Linked DNA regions of Homo sapiens: region 1 is linked to region 2. Evidence: read pairs that join two places in POLR2A ChIA-PET (ENCODE). Cell type or tissue: Panc1. All regions are shown on one strand. Links, peaks and the distances in the headings refer to the core of each region. The heading gives the core; the rest is flanking DNA.

Region 1 (10,173 bases), core at 837-8,836, 81 kb after region 2:
CATCTCTACTACAATTAAAAAATTAGCCAGGCATGGTGTCGTGTGCCTGTAATCCCAGCTACTCGGGAGGCTGAGGCAGGAGAATCGCTTGAACCCGGGAGGTGGAGGTTGCAGTGAGCCAAGATCGCACCACTGCACCCCAGCCTGGCAACAGAGGGAGACTCCATCTCAAAAACAAATTAATTAATTAAATTAAATTAAATAATATGTATCCATTTCGTAGAATGACTCTAAAGTGCCTAGAACAAGAGACAGCCACACGAGGTCCTCAATAAGTATTAGCTATCAGATTTTTGAACAGACATGTTGTGGGGCTGTGAAAGTTTCAGAAAGTGTCATTTCCCAGGCCCAAGGCAGCGACTTGCTTCTGGGTCCTGGTGCTGTTATTCCAAATGACTAACATTGTGACTATGTAATGAACCACTTCCAATTTTCTGTGAATTGGAAGATGACTGTCCTAATTCTGTTTTAGAACATCAGAGACCCCTGGATACCCAATTGTTAGGGGAGCCTGCTAACCAGACTCCTGTCCTGGAGTGGCAAGCCAGGCAGAAAGGGATGACCTTGAGGGGGGGGTCACAGACCCTTTCTACAAGATTATTTTAATGCTAATGCTCAGACACTCCCAACAGGGCTCAGAGCCCTTTTGCTCTCATCCAGTGAGAGCGTGCTGTGGGTGCACATTACAAAAAAGCCCGGTTAGAGAAACGGAGCAAGCCCCCCAGGGTCTAGAAATGGATGGCTCTGGGAAATGGGGATTTCCTATCCCACTGAGGTGTGGCCACAGGTTCCCAGCACCCAGACCCCCTCTGAAGATGGCCAGGGAGTTAAGAAGATGAGGGGCCAGGGTGGGGGTGTACAGTCAGAGACTGAGCAGGCCTTTCAAAGTGGGAGGAGGGCCTGGTAAGTAGGTAGCTGGGGAGTTATTATTCCCATTTCACAGTTGAGGAAACGGAGGCCCAAAGCACAGAGACTTCTGTTTTCTCTAAGCAAAGATTAGCCTGGTACAAGTACAGCTGATGACCCAGCCCTGACATCCTCCTCTCCCTAACTCCCCCATCCAGGCATTTGGTGTAGACACCCCTGAGGGAGTTAGGAGCCCTGGGGGCCAAACCGACTCGGTTACTGTTTCCCATGTGGATCTTGAACAAATCACCTGTCTTCTGAGCCTGTTTCCTCATCTGTACAAGGGGTTGGTTACTATGCCCCACCTTCACCCCTTCCTATTTTTCTTCTAATCCCCTCACTCTGAAGCTTGCCCAGAAACTCATCCCAAAGGGGCGAACCCATCTGGAGGCCTGGAGGTCATTGGCCCTGGCTCAGGGATCCTGTCTGCTCCCAGCCCACAAGGAGCGGATATGCGCCGACCTAGTGGTTCGTGTCCACCTGGCCCAGACTCAGAGATGTCTTCATTCTGGGGGTTTTCCCAAGAGCTCATCCCCGTCCTTCTCTCCCCAGCACTTCCCGTTCTCTGGTCCCTCAATACCTTCAGTTGGTCCAAGTCCTTTCTACAAACACACAAACATGCAGACCCTTTTTCTGCCAGACCCATGATGGCGGTGTTTGTGGGGACAGGGCCTACATAATTTAGCTCATTTAATCTTCACAACACCCTGGGGAGGTAGCTCTATGTACCCACTTTCCAGATGTGGAAACTCATGGTTAGAGAGAGCAAAGGTCTTTATCCAGATCCCAGTGTTGGCGGTGGAGGTCTTGGCCTGTTTTTTTCTGTTACATCTCCCGGTCTCCCTTCATAATCTTCCATGGAGTGTTCAGAATGGTACCCAACCATGGTCAATCTCTCAAATGTTACATTATGCAGCCATTAAAACAATGATTACACATACACAAATGACTCACCACAACGAGAAAATGCTTATGACACAATATTCAAGGGAAAAGCAGGACATAAAAGTTGCAGATACAGTATGATAAAATTATATGAAAATGGTTGTGCATGGAAAAAAGACTGAAAGGAAACACACCAAAATATCCAGAGTGATTGTGTCCTGGTACTATGGATGATTTCTTTCCTACTTTTCTACATTTGCCAAATAGTCAATCGGCATACAGTTTTACAACAAAGAAAAGGCACCAATGATAATAATGATAATAATAAAAAGAATTATAGGGCCGGGTGCGGTGGCTCACGCCTGTAATCCCAGCACTTTGGGAGGCCGAGGAGGGCGGATCACCTGAGGTCAGAGTTTGGAGACCAGCCGAAACCCTGTCTCTACTAAAAACACACAAAAATTAGCCGGGCGTGGTGGTGCATGCCTGTAATCCCAGCTACTAGGGAGGCCGAGGCAGGAGAATTTCTTGAACCCGGGAGGCAGAGGTTGCAGTGAGCCGAGATCGTGCCAGCAACAGAGTGAGCCTCCGTCTCAAAAAAACAAAACAAACAAATAAATAATAAGAAGAATGATAACAATACATTTGCGGTTGAAATATTTGGAAACCTGCTGCTTCCTCTTCAACTTCCTCTCCTTCAATTCCCTCCAAAGTCTACGTTTTCAGGACAACGTGACTATAACCCAGAGACAAGGGAGGATTTGGGGGGAGCAGGCAGTATCTCCACAGACCCACGCCCACCTCCTCCTCCTCTCCTTTGACCCGGTTCTCCTCTCCGTCGAGTGAGGACCCCCACCCCGGGCCCTCCTCCTCCCAGCACCTACCCCCAGCTGCTGCTGGCGCTCACCTGAAGCTTGCTGGCCGGCCTTCGAGATGCGAAGTGCGCACACCTGTGCCTGCAGGTGAGGACTCCGCTGGGGAGCGCTCCGGGAGGAGGGAGCCGGCCGGGGGCGGGGCCGCGACGTCACCGGCCCAGCCCCGCGCCGCTTCCCGGCCCCGCCCCGCCCCGCCCCGCCCCGGTTTCCCGGCCCCGGGGGTTTCGTGGTTCTCATGCTTGCGGGGTGAGGCGCTGGGACACTTCTCCCGGCACGCACGCCCCACATGGCCTGGGCCCCGGGCGTCAGCCGCGCCCGCCTTGGAGGCGCGGTCCTCCAAGTGCGGCCCTCCAAGTGCGGTCCTCGGGGGTGGGCGGACTGAAAGGGGAGGTCCCACTCTCCCAGATGAGCATCTTTCTGATCTCCCAGATCGGAAAGAGCTGGGATCCCCCACCCCACCTCCACCCCTGGGTTACTTAGAACTCTTGGGGCCTCGGACTTCAGGTTCAGATCACCTGGAGTAAGGGATGACCTCCGAGGGATGAGGAGCCTCCGAAAGGCCTGTTTCCTTCTCCTCGCAGCCCACTCTACTTCTCTCCGGCCCGCTCCAACACCTAAGAGAGAGATAGGGACATGGAGATCGGGGTGTTTGGGTCAAGTTATCTTTGGATCTGACACCTGCGCTCCGGAAACTTTCCATCTTCTTTGTATTATCTGAGACTGCTTGTATTTGGCAAATTTTTTTCTTGAAAATATCAGCCTGCTGGTGGTGGCAGAGATAAGGGTCTCCGCTCTGTCGGACAGGTTCCAGCTGCCCAAGAGTCGTAAATTAGCGTTTGCCTTAGGGCAGCAATTCCATTTCTGGAAATCTCTTCCAAGGAAGTCATGCAGAATACCTGTTCATTGTGGAGATCTTTTTATTTACTTTTTTTTTGAAGCAGGGAGGGTGTTGCTCTGTTGCCCAGGCTGGAGTGCAGTGGTGTGATCACGGCTCACTGCAGCCTCGAACTCCTGGGCTCAAGCCATCTGCCCACCTCAGTCTCCTGAGTAGCTGGGACTACAGGCGAGCACCACACCTTTCTAATTTTTCCATCTTTTGTAGAGATGGGGTCTCTGGCCAGGCGTGGTGGCTCATGCCTGTAATTCCAGCACTCTGGGAGGCAGAGGTGGGTGGATCACTTGAGGTCAGGAGTTCAAGACCAGCCTGACCAACATGGTGAAACCTCGTGTGTTCTAAAAATACAAAAATTAGCTGGGTGTGGTGGTGCATGCCTGTAGTCCCAGCTACTTGGGAGACTGAGGCAGGAGGATAGCTTGAACCTGGGAGGGGGAGGTGGCAGTGAGCAGAGAACGCACCACAGCACTCCGGCCTGGCAACAGAGTGAGATCCTGTCTCAAAAAAAAAAAAAAGGTGGGGTCTCACTATGTTTCCCAGGCTAGTCTTGAACTCCTGGGCTCAAGTGATGAACCTACCTCAGCCTCCCAAAGTGCTAGAGTTAGAGGCGTGAGCCACTGCACCCAGGCATTGTGGAGTTCTTTATAATGGGGAGGGTTGGGGCTGGTCTAAGTGTCCAGAGAAGGGGGTTCTTTAACAGAGCAAACACACGATAGAATATTATGCAAGCATTAAGTTATGTTTACAAACAGCTTATAATAATATGAGGAAATATGTTATAATATGAAGAGAATAAAAGCAGGATGTCAATGTGTGGTGACAGCAGGGTCACAGCTATACTTAAAAGCAAAACAATTTATGCACAAGGAAGAGTCTGGAAGGAAAATGTTCACTACGATTATTTCTGGGTGGTGGCACTATGAGGCTTCTTTATTATCCTTCTGTTTTCCTGCTTTTTCAACATCTAATAAGCTTATATCACTTTTATAAAGTTTCTTCATTTCTTTTTTTTTAATTAAAAAAAATTTTTTTTTGATACGGAGTCTTGCTCTGTTGCCCAGGCTGGAGTGCAATGGTGCAATTTCGGCTCACTGCAACCTCTGCCTCCCAGGTTCAAGCGATTCTCCTGCCTCAGCCTCCCGAGTAGCTGGGACTATAGGTGCCCGCCACCACACCCAGCTAGTTTTTTGTATTTTTGGTAGAGACAGGTTTTCACCATGTTAGCCAGGATGGTCTCGATCTCCTGACCTCGTGATCCACCTGCCTTGGCCTCCCAAAGTGCTGGGATTACAGGCGTGAGCCATCACATACGACCTAATTTTTGTATTTTTAGTCAAGGCGGGGTTTCACCACATTGGCCAGGCTGGTCTCGAACTCCTGAACTCAGATGATCCGCCTGCCTTGGCCTCTCAAAGTGCAGGGATTACAGACGTGAGCCGCTACGCCCAGCTAAGTTTCTTCATTCCTTAAAAAGTTCCCAGTTTCAGGGCACGGTGGCTCACACCTGTAATCCCAGCACTTTGGGACGCCAAGGCAGGTGGATCACTTGAGGTCAGGACTTTGAGACCAGCCTGGCCAACATGGTGAAACCCCATCTCTACTAAAAATACAAAAATTAGCCAGGCAGGGCGGCACACATCTGTAATCCCAGCTACTCAGGAGGCTGAGGCAGGAGAATTGCTTGAACCCATGAGGCGGAGGTTGCAGTGAGCTGATATCACACCATTGCATTCTAGCCTGAGTGACAACAGCAAAACTCCATCTAAAAAATAAAAATAAATAAAAACGTAAAAATAAAAACACAAAAATTAGCCAAGCATGATGCCGGGCACCTGTAATCCCAGCTACTCAGGAAACTGGGGCAGGAGAATGGCTTGAGCCCAGGAGGCGGAGGCTGCAGTGAGCTGAGATCACGCCACTGCACTTCAGCCTGGGTGACAGAGCAAGACTCAAGAAAAAAAAAAAGTTCCCATTAGTTGAGCACCTACTATAATCTAGGATAAGCCTCTTTCATGTAATCCTTGCCATAGTCCTGGGGTAGGAATTCTTATTTGTTCATGTTACAGATGAGGAAAGGAGGGTCTGAGAGGTTGATTCCCAAAGTCACATGTGTAGAAAGGGCCAGAGGCCTTTCTGTTCTAAGCCCAACAGGGCCTCTTAGGCAAACTCCTGGTTAGCCACCAGGCTAAAAGGCTACCAGCCCCCACTGGGCTAAAGGGAGTCAAGGAGCAGAGTTTGTTTACCCTTGGGCAACAGCTTCAAAAAAAGGCAGTGTGGAAGGAAACCACAGAGTGTGAGGGGCAGGAGTCTCACCCTGCCTTCTTCCTGAGGGGGAGCCCCTTCCTCCCACCCAGGGGGCTTTGAGGCTGGCAGTGCCAACCCAGAAAGGACCCAGGGAGGACAGAGCTTCCCAGAGTTCAAGCTGCAAGACTGAGAGGTCAGCTATCAGGCCCATCCACCAATAATGTAATATATATATTATACATAATATATATATTACATATAAATATATAATATATAAAAGTATATATAATTTATACATTGTATAAAATATATAATTTATATATTGTATAAATTATATATTTTATACAATGTATAAAGTATATATTTTATACAATATATAAAATATATAATTTATACAATATATAAAATATATAATTTATACAATATATAAAATATATAATTTATACAATATATAAAATATATAATTTATACAATATATAAAATATATAATTTATACAATATATAAAATATATAATTTATACAATATATAAAATATATAATTTATACAATATATAAAATATATAATTTATACAATATATAAAATATATAATTTATACAATATATAAAATATATATTTTATACAATATGTAAAATATATAATTTATACAATATATAAAATATATATTTTATACAATATATAAAATATATATTTTATATATAGCCGGGCACAATGGCTCAAGCCTGTAATTCCAGCACTTTGGGAAGCCAAGACGGGCAGATCACCTGAGGTTCTGGAGTTTGAGATCAATCTGGCCAACATGGTGAAACCCTGTCTCTACGAAAAATACAAAAATTAGATGGACATGGTGGCAGGAGCCTGTAATCCCAGCTACTCAGGAGGCTGAGGCAGGAGAATCACTTGAAACAGGGAGGCAGAGGTTGCAGTGAGCCGAGATTGCGCTACTGCACTCCGGCATGGGCAACAAGAGCAAAAGTCCATCTCAAAAGAAGAAAAGAAAATGTCAGTAGCTTTTAGTATATTCACAAGGTTTTGCAACCACTAATACTATCTAATTCCCCAATTTTTTTTTTTTTTGAGATGGAGTCTCACTCTGTCACCTAGGCTGGAGTGCTGTGGCATGATCTCAGCTCACTGCAACCTCCACCTCCCAGGTTCAAGCGATTCTCCTGCCTCAGCCTCCTGGGTAGCTGGGACAGGCACCTGCCACCATGCCTGGCTAATTTTTGTAGTTCCGGTAGAGATGGGGCTTCACCACGTAGGCCAGGCTGGTCTTGAACTCCTGACCTCAAGCAATCTGTCCACTTCGGCCTCCCAAAGCAGTGGGACTACAGGCGTGAGGCACCATGCCCAGCCTAATTCCCCAATATTTTTATTGACCTAAAAAAAACCCCCAGCTGGGCGCGGTGGCTCACGCCTGTAATCCCAGCACTTTGGGAGGCTGAGGCAGGCGGATCACGAGATCAGGAGATCGAGACCATCCTGGCTAACACGGTGAAACCCCGTCTCTACTAAAAACACAAAAAATTAGCCAGGGGTAGTGGCGGGCACCTGTAGTCCCAGCTACTCGGGAGGCTGAGGCAGGAGAATGGTGTGAACCCGGGAGGCACAGCCTGCAGTGAGCCGAGATCGCGCCACTGCACTCCAGCCTGGGCCACAGAGCAAGACTCTGCCTCAAAAAAAAAAAAGAAAAAAAAAAAAGAAACCCCATCTCCACTCGCAGTCGTTCCCCACTTCAGCCCTCCCCCCAGCCTCTGGGGACCGCTAATGGACTTTTGTCTCTGGATTTGCCTCTTTTGGACAGCTCATGTAAATGGAGACAGCGTCTGGCTTCTTTCACTCAGTGTCGTGTTTTCAAGGTTCATCCATGTTGTAATGTGTGTCAGGTCCTCCTTCCTTTTCGTCACCGAGTAAGATTCTAGACTGAGCCCCACAGTCTGGATTTAGTCGACTGCATCCTTGTTGGGGTTTTTTTTTTGTTTTGTTTTGTTTTTCTGAGATGGAGTCTCTGTCATCCAGGCTGGAGTGCAGTGGTGTGATCTCAGCTCACTGCAAACTCTGCCTCCTGGGTTCAAGCGATTCTTCTGCCTGAGCCTCCCAAGTAGCTGGGACAGGCACCTGCCATCACGCCTGGCTAATTTTTGTAGCTTTACTAGAGACAGGGTTTCACCACGTTGGCCAGGTTGGTCTTGAACTCCTGACCTCAAGTGATCTGCCCACCTTGGCTTCCCAAAGTGCTAGGATTACAGGCCACCGCGTCCAGCCCTCGTGGGTATTTTGTTTGTTTGTTTGTTTTTTTACGGAGTCTTGCTCTGTCGCCTAGGCTGGAGTGCAGTGGTGTAATCTCGGCTCACTGCAAACTCTGCCTCCTGGGTTCAAGAGATTCTCCTGCCTCACCCTCCCAAGTAGCTAGTATTACAGGCATTCACCACCATCCCTAGCTAATTTTTGCATTTTTAATAGAGACAGGGTTTCACCAGGTTGGCCAGGCTGGTCTTGAATTCCTGACCTCAGATGACCTGCCCCCCTCAGCTTCCCAAAGTGCTAGGATGACAGGCGTGAGCCACCGCACCCAGCCCTCGGGTTTTTTTTTTTTTTTAAATGTGCTCCACTACCCCCATATTTCCCTAAGCTGGTAATCAAGTGTAGACCCTAGAGGCTGGTAGCTTGATTTGATTTGAATTCAACAATGATTTTATCAAGAATATTTTGGCCAGGTGTGGTGGCTCACGCCTGTAATCCCAGCACTTTGGGAGGCCAAGGCCGGTGGATCACGAGGTCAGGAGTTCCAGATCAGCCTGGCCAACATGGTGAAACCCTGTCTCTAGTAAAAATACAAAAATTAGCAGGGCATGGTGGTGGGTGCCTGTTATCCCAGCTGCTTGGGAGGCTGAGACAGAAGAATCACTTGATCCCGGGAGAGGGAGGTTGCAGTGAGCAGAGATTGCACCACTGCACTCCAGCCTGGGCAACAGAGCAAGACTCCTTCTCAAAAGGAGTCTTTTTTTTTTTTTTGAGACAGAGTCTGGCTCTGTCGCCCAGGCTGGAGTGCAGTGGCGCTATCTCAGCTCACTGCAAGCTCTGCCTCCTGGGTTCACACCATTCTCCTGCCTCAGCCTCCCGAGTAGCTGGGACTACAGGTGCCCGCCACCACACCCGACTAATTTTTGTGTATTTTTAGTAGAGACAGGGTTTCACCGTGTTAGCCAGGATGGTCTCAATCTCCTGACCTCGTGATCCACGTGCCTCGGCCTCCCAAAGTGCTGAGATTACAGGCGTGAGCCACAGCGCCCGGCCAAAAAAAGAATATTTCATAGATGACATTGTGTCCTTCCTGGTGCACCAGAGAAGGAGGCCCATAGGGTCGGGCCGCCCTACCTTTTAGTGACCTTAAGGTTAATCAGTGGCTTTAGGTGTTGTTAGCCTCATCCTTCTGCTGCAAAGTTTCCCATCAATCTTTTACCCAGTGGATTTAGCATCCATTGGTGATCATTGACCAGGCATGCAATTTCACCCTTCAGTTTGTAGATTAAAAAACTGGCCCAGACAGGCGTAGTGACTCATGCCTGTAAGCCCAGCACTTTGGGAGGCCAAGGCAGGTGGATCACCAGAGGTCAGGAGTTCGAGACCAGCCTGTCCAACATGGTGAGACCCCGTCTCTACTAAATAATACAAAAATTAGCTGGGCGTGGTGGTGGGTGCCTGTAATCCCAGCTACTCGGGAGGCTGAGGCAGGAGAATCACTTAAACCCAGAAGGCAGAGGTTGAGTGAGCAGAGATCTTGCCATTGCACTCCAGCCTGGGCAACAGAGCAAGAGTCCATCTCAAAAAACAGAAAAGGAAAAGAAAAAAGAAAAAAAACCCTCAAAAACTGGCCAGGAGCAGTGGCTCACACCTGTAATCCCAGGCTGAAGCGGGCAGATCACTTGAGGTCAGGAGTTCAAGACCAGCCCGACCAACATGGTGAAACCCCATACTTACTAAAAGATACAAAAATTAGCCGGGCATTGTGGCGGGCGCCTGTAGTCCTAGCCACTTGGGAGGCTGAGGCAGTAGAACAGCTTGAATCCAGGAGGCGGAGGTTGCAGTGAGCCAAGATGGCGCCACTGCACTTCAGCCTGGGTGACAGAGCAAGACTCCATCTCAAACAAAAAACAAAAACCAAAAAACGGAGGCCACGAAGAAGAGAAGGGATTTGCTCAAGATCCCAAGACTAGTCATAATCGATAGCAACTACACATTGTGCCCTTGCTCTGCGCCTGGGACTGTTCTAAGGGCTTTTCATGAGCTGACTCATTTAATCCTCTCAACAACCCTCTGTGGTTGGCCTTATATTATGTTCCTCCTTTTCAAATGAGGAAACTGAGGAG
Region 2 (10,173 bases), core at 1,054-9,053:
TTTGGAGAGATGGGGTTTTACCATGTTACTCACGCTGGTCTCGAGCTCCTGGGCTCAAGCGATCCTCCCATCTTGGCCTCCCAAAGTGCTGGGATTACAGGCGAGAGCCACCACAACTGTCTCCCATTATTTCCCTAATTGACCAAGTGTTAAACTTCTGCCAGGAACATGACAGAGGGCCCTGATGGAAGATGCTGAAATCATCTTTCTAACAAGTCCTGAGGCCTCTGGACTCCATGCCAGGCACCGGCAGACCCAGCCTCAGCCTTTAAGGTGCTCCAAGCCATTCTTCATGCCTTCTCTATGCCACAGGCAGGAGTGACCTGGAGGCCTCTTCCCCTTGCACTGCTGAGGTGAGTGTCCAGCACTACAGGAGCCTAGAGCAAGCATCGGGCTTGGGCAGGCTGGGGAGGGGGTCAGAGAAGGCTTCCATGTGGTGGGGACATAACCAGGCTTCTGCTGTGAGTCACCCTACAGGACTCCCACTAGACTCCACCACGTGCAACCTGCGCGGGTACTTCTCTCGGAGCCTCAGTTTCTTCATTATAACATTTCAGGGGAATTACATAATTAACAAGGGACAGTTCTAGGTTATAGAAGTCCCATTAATAAATGGAGAAAGGGCCCAGCAAGGTGCCTCACGCCTGTAATCCTAGCACTTTGGGAGGCCGAGCTGGGTGGATCACGAGGTCAGGAGATCGAGACCAACCTGGCTAACATGGTGAAACCCCATCTCTACTAAAAATACAAAAAATTAGCCGGGCCTGGTGGCAGGCGCCTGTAGTCCCAGCTACTGGGGAGGCTGAGGCAGGAGAATGGCGTGAACCCGGGAGGCAGAGCTTGCAGTGAGCCGAGATCGCGCCACTGCACTCCAGCCTGGGTGACAGAGCCAGACGCAGTCTCAAAAACTAGTAAATAAATAAATAAAAATAATAATGGGAGCCGCGGTGGCTCAGGCCGGTTGCCCTGGCACTCGGGGAGGTGAGGCTACACATTCGAGGCTAACCTGATCAACACTGATTAAAAAATAATAATAATAAAACAACATTGGTTGGGTGCGGTGGCGAAGACCTGTAATCTCAGCACTTTGGGAGGCCAAGGTGGGTGGATCACTTGAGGCTAGGAGTTCGAGACCAGCCAGGGCAACATAGCGAAACCCTGTCTCTACTAAAAATACAAAAATTAGCCAGACGTAGTGGCATGTGCCTGTAATCCCCAGCTACTTGGGAGGCTGAGGCGGGAGAATCACTTGAACCTGGGAGGTGGTGGTTGCAGTGAGCTAAGATCACACCACTGCACTCCAGCCTGGGCAACAGAGCAAGACTCCATCTCAAAAATAAATAAATAAATAAATAATAAAAAACCTTAACATAAACCCTTACACATATACAAAAATTAATTCAAAATAAATCACACATTTAAATGTAAAATGTAAAACTCTAAACCTTTTAGAAGACAGGAGAAAATATTTGAAACCTAGAGATGGCCAAGTGTTCTTAGACTTGACACCAAAAGCATGATCCATAAAAGGAAAAAATCGATAAACTGCAATATAAGAAAAGTAAAAACTTATGCACTATGAATAAACAAGCCACAGAGTGGAAGAATATATTTGCAAGTCACAGATCTGGTAAATGACTAGCATTGGGAATGTATGAAGAATGCTCAAAAAGCTCCATGGGCCAGGCGCGGTGGTTCACACCTGTAATCCCAGCACTTTGGGAGGCCAAGGTGGGCGGATCACCTGAGGTCAGGAGTTCGAGATCAGCCTGGCCAACATGGTGAAACCCTGTCTCTACTAAAAATAAAAAAATTAGCCAGGTGTGGTGGCTGGCGCCTGTAATCCCAGCTACTCAGGAGGCTGAGGCAGCAGAATTGCTTGAACCAGGAAGGCAGAGGTTGCAGTGAGCCAAGATCGTGCCATTGCACTCCCGCCCTTAGGGGACAGAGCAAGACTCTTGTCTCCAAAAAAAAAAAAAAAAAGCACCATGGTAAAAAGAAAACCAAACAATCCCACTTGAAAATAGGCAAAATACATGAACAGATATCTCAGTAAAGAAGAGATACACAGCAAATAAGTACATGGCGCAGTGGCTCATGCCTGTAATCCCAAAACTTTGAGGGGCTGAGGCAGGTGGATCACTTGAAGCCAGGAATTCAAGACCAGTCTGGCCAACATGGCGAAACCCTGTCTCTACTAAAAATACAAAAATTAGCCGGGTATGGTGGTACATGTCTGTAATCCCAGCTACTCGGGAGGCTGAGGCAGAACAATCGCTTGAACCCGGGAGGTGGAGCTTGCAGTGAGCTGAGATCACACCACCGCACTCCAGCCTGGGCGACAGAGCAAGACTCTGTCTCCAAAACAAACAAACAGGCAAACACAACAAAAGTTAAACATCATTAGCCATTAAGGAAATGCAAACTGAAAAACTGAAAACACCTTCACATCCCATACCTGGGTACCAAAAAATATATATCATATACCTATAAAATAAAAAATACTGACAATATCAAATGCTGGCAAGGATGCAGAGAAACCTGATCTCCCACACATTGCTGGTGGGAAGATAAAATGGTGCAGCCACCATGGAAAACAACTTTGGCACTTTCTTTTTTTTTTTTTTTTTTGAGACAGAGCCTTGGTCTGTCGCCCAGGCTGGAGTGCACTGGCACCATCTTGGCTCACTGCAACCTCTACCTCCCGGGTTCAAGCAATTCTCTGCCTCTGTCTCCTGAGTAGCTGGGATTACAGGTGCCCGCCACCATGGCCAGCTAATTTTTTTTATTTATTTATTTTTTTGAGACGGAGTCTCACTCTGTCGCCCCAGGCTGGAGGGGCAGTAGCACGATCCTGGCTCACTGCAACCTCCACCTCCCTGGTTCAAGCTATTCTCCTGCCTCAGCCTCCTGAGTAGGTGGGATTATAGGCGCGTGTCACCATGCCCAGCTAATTTTTGTATTTTTAGTAGAGACGGGGTTTCATCATGTTGGTCAGGCTGATCTTGAACTCCTGACCTTGTGATCCGCCCGCCTCAGCCTCCCAGAGTGCTGGGATTACAGGCGTGAGCCACCGCACCCGGCCTCATGGCCGGCTAATTTTTTTTGTATTTTTAGTAGTGACGGGGTTTCACCATATTGGCCAGGCTGGTCTTGAACTCCTGACCTTGTGATCCACCCACCTCAGCCTCCCAGAGTGCTGGGATTACAGGCGTGAGCCACCATGCCTGGCCCCGGCAGTTTCTTATAAAACTAACATGCATTTACTACACAACCCAGTAATCACTGTGGACATTTATTCTACAGGAATGAAAACGTATATTCACACAAAAGCCTGTACACAAATGTTCACGGCAGCCGTATCTGTAATCATCAAAATCTGGGAAGAACCCATGTACTTCAACAGGCAAAAAGTTAAACTCTGGTATATCCAGACCATGGAATAGTACCCAGCAAGAAAAAAGAACAAATTACTGATACACACAAGTGATCTGGATGGATCTCAGGGGTGTTACATTTTGTGAAACCAGCCAATCTCAAAAGGTCACATACTGCATGATCCATTTATGTAACATGCTCAAAATGACAAAGCTATAAAGATGGAGCATGGTGTAGTAGTTGGCAGAGGACAGTGACGATGATGGGTGGGGGTGTGTAATTTTAAAGGGTACCAGGGGAGTTCCTTCCAGGTGATGAAACAGTTTGTATCTTGATAGTGGTAGTGGTTACATGAATCTACATGTGATAAAATTGAAGAGAACTACACATACACCCTACATGAAAATGCAGAAAACTGAATAAGGTCTGTACTTCAGTTAATAGTACTGTTGGGCTGGGCATGGTGGCTCACGCCTGTAATCCCAGCACTTTGGGAGTCCAAGGCGGGTGGATCATCTGAGGTCGGGAGTTTGAGAACAGCTTGACCAACATGAAGAAACCCCGTCTCTACTAAAAATACAAAAATTAGCCCAGGGGACCTTTTTTTTTTTTTGGATTTGGAGTCTCACTCTGTCACCCAGGCCGGAGTGCAGTGGTGTGATCTTCAACTCACTGTAACCTCTGCCTCCCGGGTTCAAGCAATTCTCCTGCCTCAGCCTCCCAAGTAGCTGGGATTACAGGCACCCACCACCATGCCTGCCTAATTTTTGTATTTTTAGTAGAGACAGGTTTTCACCTTATTGGCCAGGCTGGTCTCTTGGACAGGGTGGTATCAAACTCCTGACCTCGTGATCCTCCCACCTCGGCCTCCCAAAGTGCTGGGATTACAGGCGTGAGCCACCATGCCCGGCCAACAATCCTTATTGATTGCTTTTCCACAAGATAACCAATAAATCTCTGATACAAACTGAGTCCCTCCCCATCTTACTACACATTTCATAGAAAAATCTGTTGTTCTGCTGTCTAAAGCTTTTTATTATGGAACATTTCAAACATACAAAACTGGAACAAATAGTGTAATGAATTTTTCCACCTCTCCATCACTGAGCTTTAACGGTTAGCAACACTGCGCAATCTTGTTGCATCTTTCCCTGTCCCCCAGATGTAATGTTAAATACTTCGGTGTGCATCTGTACTTGATAAAGACTTTTTAAACTTTCTATTTTGAAATAATCGTAGGTTCACAGGAAATTGCAAAAATAGAATCTAGGGTCCTGTATGCCCTTCACCCAGCTTCCTCAACGGGTGACGTCTAGTCTAGCTGTAGTACAGTATCAAAGCCTGGAAGTGGACATTAATAGTTTTTTTTTTTTTTTTTTTTTGAGATAGAGTTTCGCTCTTGTTGCCCAGGCTGGAGTGCAATGGCGCGATCTCGACTCACGGCAACCTCCACCTCCAGAATTCAAGTGATTCTCCTGCCTCAGCCTCCCAAGTAGCTGGTATTACTGGCATGCACCAAAACAATATGTCTGTCACTGACTTTAAAAAGAAAAAAAAAATCCTCTCATAGCTGAACTCCTAAAAAGCTACGTAACAGAATTTTCTAGTCCATTAAAAATTTTCCAAAGCATTTTAGTGGGTTTTGGACTCGCTTGTTAAGAATTTTAAAATAAAATACCTTCCATTTCGTTTACAAAAACGTGATTGGCATCAGGGAGGATGGAAATGTACCGGCCAAATTTCAACAAATCCTTTGCATACTCAGTGGACGGGATGGAAAAATGAGTAACCCGATTTAGAAAGAAAGCCAAGGATGCGTCTGCTCCGTGTGCAGCTTCCTGTCCCAGACAGGATCTTTTGCAGGGAAAGCAGCCATTAAAACCCAGTCTCTAAACAAGCCGAACGTGAAGCCAGCCAGACCTTCCAAACTCTCTCTCACTGATCACGAAAGCGCACGTTCCAAAAAATGACCCCGTGTATGAACCCAGGAGGTTTCTGTACCGTCAACAAAGTAAAAATTTTCTTTATTACATCTTTAGCTTGGCCTTTGGTTTCTGTTTTTGGTGTAGGTTTTATTACGTACACACTGAAACAGTAAAGTAATATACGTGTATACTTATTGTAACATACACTTATAATTACACCAATATCCACATATTGGGGGTGCATGTTCAAGAGGTTTTGTTCTGGTTTCTTTTTTACTGATAGGGCTGTGTGATCCAAGGAAGTTTGGAGAGCAGTGCTATAGTGATAGGCAAAGGCCCAAGGCTTCCTAATGGCTGCTGCTATTCCCCTCTCCTCTGCAATCTCTCTGCCTCTCTGTCCTTCCCCAGACAAGGCCCCCTGGCTCAGTTCCAGGCTGCAGATCAGACAGAAAACAAATTCAAGGACCCCCACCTCCCCCACATACAGCCTACCTGCCAGTGAGTGCAGTCTCCACACCTGTCTCTCATTCACACGCCACCCAGCAGGTGGCAAAGAGGCCAGGCCACGCAGTCTGCACTTTGTCCCAGGCTCTGAGACAGGGAACTGAGTTGGAACCTCAGCATTATCACCTAAGCTGGGCCTGAGGCAGGTGACTGGACCTCTCTGACTGTGTTTCTTAGGGAGAAAAGTCCAGGTGCACTGTCCTGTAGCTAAGGCTTTTGGACTAAATGGGTTTAAGAATTTAGAATTTTTCCAAATTTTTTTTTTTTTTTTTTTAGACTAAGTCTCACTCTGTCACCCAGACTGGAGTACAGAGGAACAATCTCGGCTCACTGCAACCTCCGCCTCCCAGGTTCAAGCGATTCTCCTGCCTCAGCCTTCCTAGTAGCTGGGATTACAGGCATAAGCCACATGCCCGGCTAATTTTTGTATTTTTAGTAGAGACAGAGTTTCACCATATTGGCCAGGCTGGTCTCGAACTCCTGACCTCAAGTGATCCACCAACCTCAGCCTCCCAAAGCTCTGGGATTATAGGCATGAGCCACCGTGCCCAGCCGAATTTTTCAGATTTTAGAAAGGATTATGCTGCTAGACACAGTGACACTCCTGGAAGGGTGGGTGCAACACCCCAAAAGCAAACATATAGTACTTTCATAGGAAAACATACTGTTAGTCACCCTAAGGAAGATAGTTTTAAAGGCCATAATTAGTATCACATCAATTCAGGTCAGATTTTTGCAGCAGAAATTAGTCTGCTGCAGACTTAGAAGAACCTTTGGGATTTCTGAGCGTTCTGAATTCTAGAACAGCAGAGAAGGGGATGTGGGCCTGGACCGTCTTCCAGAACTGTAGGGAGGCTGATGAGGAAGCAGACATCCAGTGTCGTTTATTTCTATGTTTATTTTCAACTGTAATGGTATCCCTCCTCCCAACCTGAAATCCACTGAGAATGTGGCAGGAGCTGGCCGTGGGACCCAAAGTCTCACTTCTCCCAAGACTGCCCCACCTCCCTCCTCTTCCAGGAAAGACGTCTTCCGGCTGGCCCCCCATCAGAGACATCCTTTCTCAGATAAGCTACGCAGCTATGTCGTCACTGAACTTGGCCACCTGCCTTGGAGTTTATTTCGGGAGCATCCCACCATCTCACCCAGATTCTATCGTCAGAGTCATTTTAACTCATGTTTGAGGGACACCTTACTGCTGCTATCCCCTCTGCCCATGGATTTTATTATGTGCTGTGTGGTAGGCTGAAGAATAATCCCCCAAAGATGTTGACATCCTAACCCCCAGAGCCTGTGAACATGCTACCTTACATGGCAAAAGGGACTTTGCAGAAGTGACTGAATTAAGGGTCCTGAAATGAGAGATTATCCTGGATAACCTGGGTGGGCCCATGTCATCACAAGGGTCCTCGTAGGAGGAAGGCAGGAGGTAGAGAGCGAGAAGAGGGCAGCGTGACAAAGGAAGCAGAGAGAGGAAAGTGGAAGCTGCTACGCTGCTGCCCTTGCAGATGGCGAAAGGCGCCACAAGCCACAGATGGAGGTGGTCTCTAGGAGCTGGAAGAGGCAGGGAAATAATTCTCCCCCAGAGCCTCCAGAAGGAGTATGGCCCTGCCAACACCTCGATTTTAGTCCAGTGAAACACATTCTGGACCTGACCTCCAAAACTGTGAGATAATTAATGTGTGCGCATGCATTTTATTGGTTTTTCTTATTGTAAGTAATCTATAATTTGTGTTTGTTTTGTTTTTGAGAAGGAGTCTCACTCTGTGGCCCAGGCTGGAGTGCAGTGGTGCGATCTCGGCTCACTGCAACCTCTGCCTCCTGGGTTCAAGCAATTCTCCCACCTCAGCCTCCAGAGTAGCTGGGGTTACAGGCACGTGCCACCACGCCTGGCTTTTTTTTTTTTTTTTTTTTGTGAGACGGAGTCTCACTCTGTCACCCAGGCTGGAGTGCAGTGGCGTGATCTTGGCTCACTGCAACCTCCGCCTCCCAGTAACTGGGACTACAGGCGCGTGCCACCACGTCCTGCTAATTTTGTATTCTTAGTAGAGACAGGCTTTCACCATATTGGTCAGGCTGGTCTTGAACTCCTGACCTTGTGTTCCGCCCACCTTGTCCTCCCAAAGTTCTGGGATTACAGGCGTGATCCACCACACCCGGCCAAATGCCTGGCTAATTTTTTATATTTTTGTTAGAGACAGGGTTTCATCATGTTGGCCAGGCTGGTCTCGAACTCCTGACCTCAAGTGATCCACTCACCTCAGCCTCCCAAAGTGCTGGGATTACAGATGTGAGCCACCGCACCCGACCTAATTTGTGTTTTAAGTCACTAAGTTTCTGGTAATTTGTTGCAGCAGCAAGCAGCTTGCAGATGCAAAACAGAGGTTTGAAGGGCTGACGTCATTTGCCCACAATCACCTGACAAATGGTTCTTCCGACTGCCACTGCCGTGCTGTGAAATCCGCAGAACTCTGGAGCCTGACCACCTAGACCTGACCTCCAGCTTTGCCACTGGCTAGCTTTGTGTCTGTGAGCAAGTTACACAACCTCTCCTTGCCTTAGCTTCCTCATCTATAAAATGGGGAAGCAGCCATACCTGCCTCTGAGAGAGAGGGACGGAATAATGAGTGAACACAGAAAGCACTGAGAAGGTCTGGCACCATGTGATGTCAGCTGCCATTGCTCTCCCACTTCCTCCTTCGGCCAGCCTGGGATTTCATGCTCCCAACAGTCTCTGGGACCCAGGTTCTGTTGCTGGGTATTTGCTCTCTTTAAATCTTCTGAGGTCATATTTTCATTCATTAGTTTCAGATCCAAACCCTTTAGAGCTGCAGCCACGAAGTGCTCACTCAGGCGGCTGCCACCCACAGGCCAAGCTAAACTGGCAACCCGTTCACATATATATCCCTGGAATATTCATGCAGCCTGGGAGGGCTTTTGTTCTCTTATTTAATATAGATGGAGAACCTTCCATCTTACCATAACTCGCTGGTTGGGGTCAGACTCGAGCACTGTTCATCTGAACTGACCGCTCTGCTCCCACTCCAGCCGCCTGGGAATGACAACGGGAATGACAGCCGGCCCTCCTGCCTTTGGGGGTTGCCTGGGCTCTCTGAGCTTCTGGGCAGCTGCATTATTGGGGGAGGCTGATCCACATCAGAGCAGGTCAGCAACCCACAGCCTGGCCCTTCTCCAGAGGGGATTAGAGGGAAAGAGCGGCCCCTGGCCAGGCACTTCTGCCTGGTGAGCCTTTTGAAAAGGATCACATGCCCTCACAAGGGGTCAGGGGTCCACAGCTCTCCTTCCGTCTCCCCTTCAATCAACACAAACAAGCGGAGGCCACTCTAGCGGCTCCACATTTCTCCCCCTTCTCCTGGGCCAAGTTCCCAGGAATCTCTCAACCAGGAAAGCAAAATCATCCAATCATGTACATATCTGTCACTTGGGTGGGGGTGCAGAAATAAAGGGGAACAACAAAGAAATCCAAAGTCCCTCAGCGAGGGCTTACTCAATTCAGCCTTGTAATTAGGTTCTTTCCTTTAGTACATACCAGTCCTAATTTTGATGATCTCAGTTTTCTCTCAAATTGAGAACAATGGACCAACGCTCAGCCTCTTTAGCTGGATTGTTGAGCCCCTCTACATGTGACCACCTTTCCAGCCAGCTAAAATCCCACTGGGCACTGAGCGGATAGGTCCCCTGCAGATTCAGCATCCTGCACCCCAACAATGCTACCACCCCATGGGAGCAGGCTGTCTAAACCAGGATCCCTGTACCTGCTCTGTCCCTGTAATCAAGAAGCCTGGCTCCAGCCAGGACACCCTAGATTTCTCATACCAACCTGAATTTCATTCATGCAAACACATTCTGAGTCAGGTAAGCCATCAACCCACCCTGGGTGTATACCCAGCAAAGAGCGCACACGCGCCCCCAAAGACAAGAATGAATTCACCGAAGAGGCTGGACATAACCCAATGCCTGTCCACAGGAGAATGAATAAATAGTGGTATATTTGGTGAACTCCTACGCAGCAGAGAAAAAAACCAAAGGGCCACTACAGGCAACCTGGATGATCTGACAGTGCTGCGGGAAGGCAGCCAGACACCGAGGAGTCCGTTCTGTACACTCTGTGTGTGGGAGGCCCAAACAGGCAGCGGCAGGCACCACGCGAAAGTGCCAAGGTGTGAGTGGTGACTACCGGCGAAGAGCGAGTGGCCAGGAGGGGGCCCCAGGGAGCTTCCTTGGGTGCAGGAACCATTGTGTGGCTTGATCTGGGCAGTTTACACAGAAGCCAGGGAGGTCAGAAGGCAGTGCAGAAGTGGAAACTAAGCTGGCCCTTGAAAGTCAGACAGGACCTGGGCACGTG

Evidence for each region. Peaks named below come from ENCODE experiments on the same cell type or tissue, not always from the same donor. Only the 100,000 strongest peaks of a DNase experiment are listed, where the experiment ranks them.
Region 1: POLR2A ChIA-PET joins it to region 2 with 13 read pairs; 8 of 35 experiments call an interaction of 5 or more read pairs at or near these places.

The regions. Positions count from the first base shown.
Region 1 is chr22:38,333,427-38,343,599 of GRCh38, forward strand. It overlaps TPTEP2-CSNK1E (TPTEP2-CSNK1E readthrough), which reads right to left. Exons shown (of 15, transcript NM_001289912.2): 5 at 3,182-3,280. Among named protein-coding and RNA genes, the nearest start is that of CSNK1E, 21 kb to the left of the region's middle. RefSeq lists a silencer at 8,129-8,313. In Panc1, for the core only: no CTCF peak of the experiment used is centred there; no DNase peak of the experiment used is centred there; H3K4me3 peaks cover 976 bases.
Region 2 is chr22:38,252,239-38,262,411 of GRCh38, forward strand. All of the region lies in intron 1 of TMEM184B (transmembrane protein 184B), which reads right to left. Among named protein-coding and RNA genes, the nearest start is that of TMEM184B, 16 kb to the right of the region's middle. RefSeq lists enhancers at 7,952-8,301, 8,532-8,701, 10,086-10,173. In Panc1, for the core only: no CTCF peak of the experiment used is centred there; no DNase peak of the experiment used is centred there; H3K27ac peaks cover 195 bases.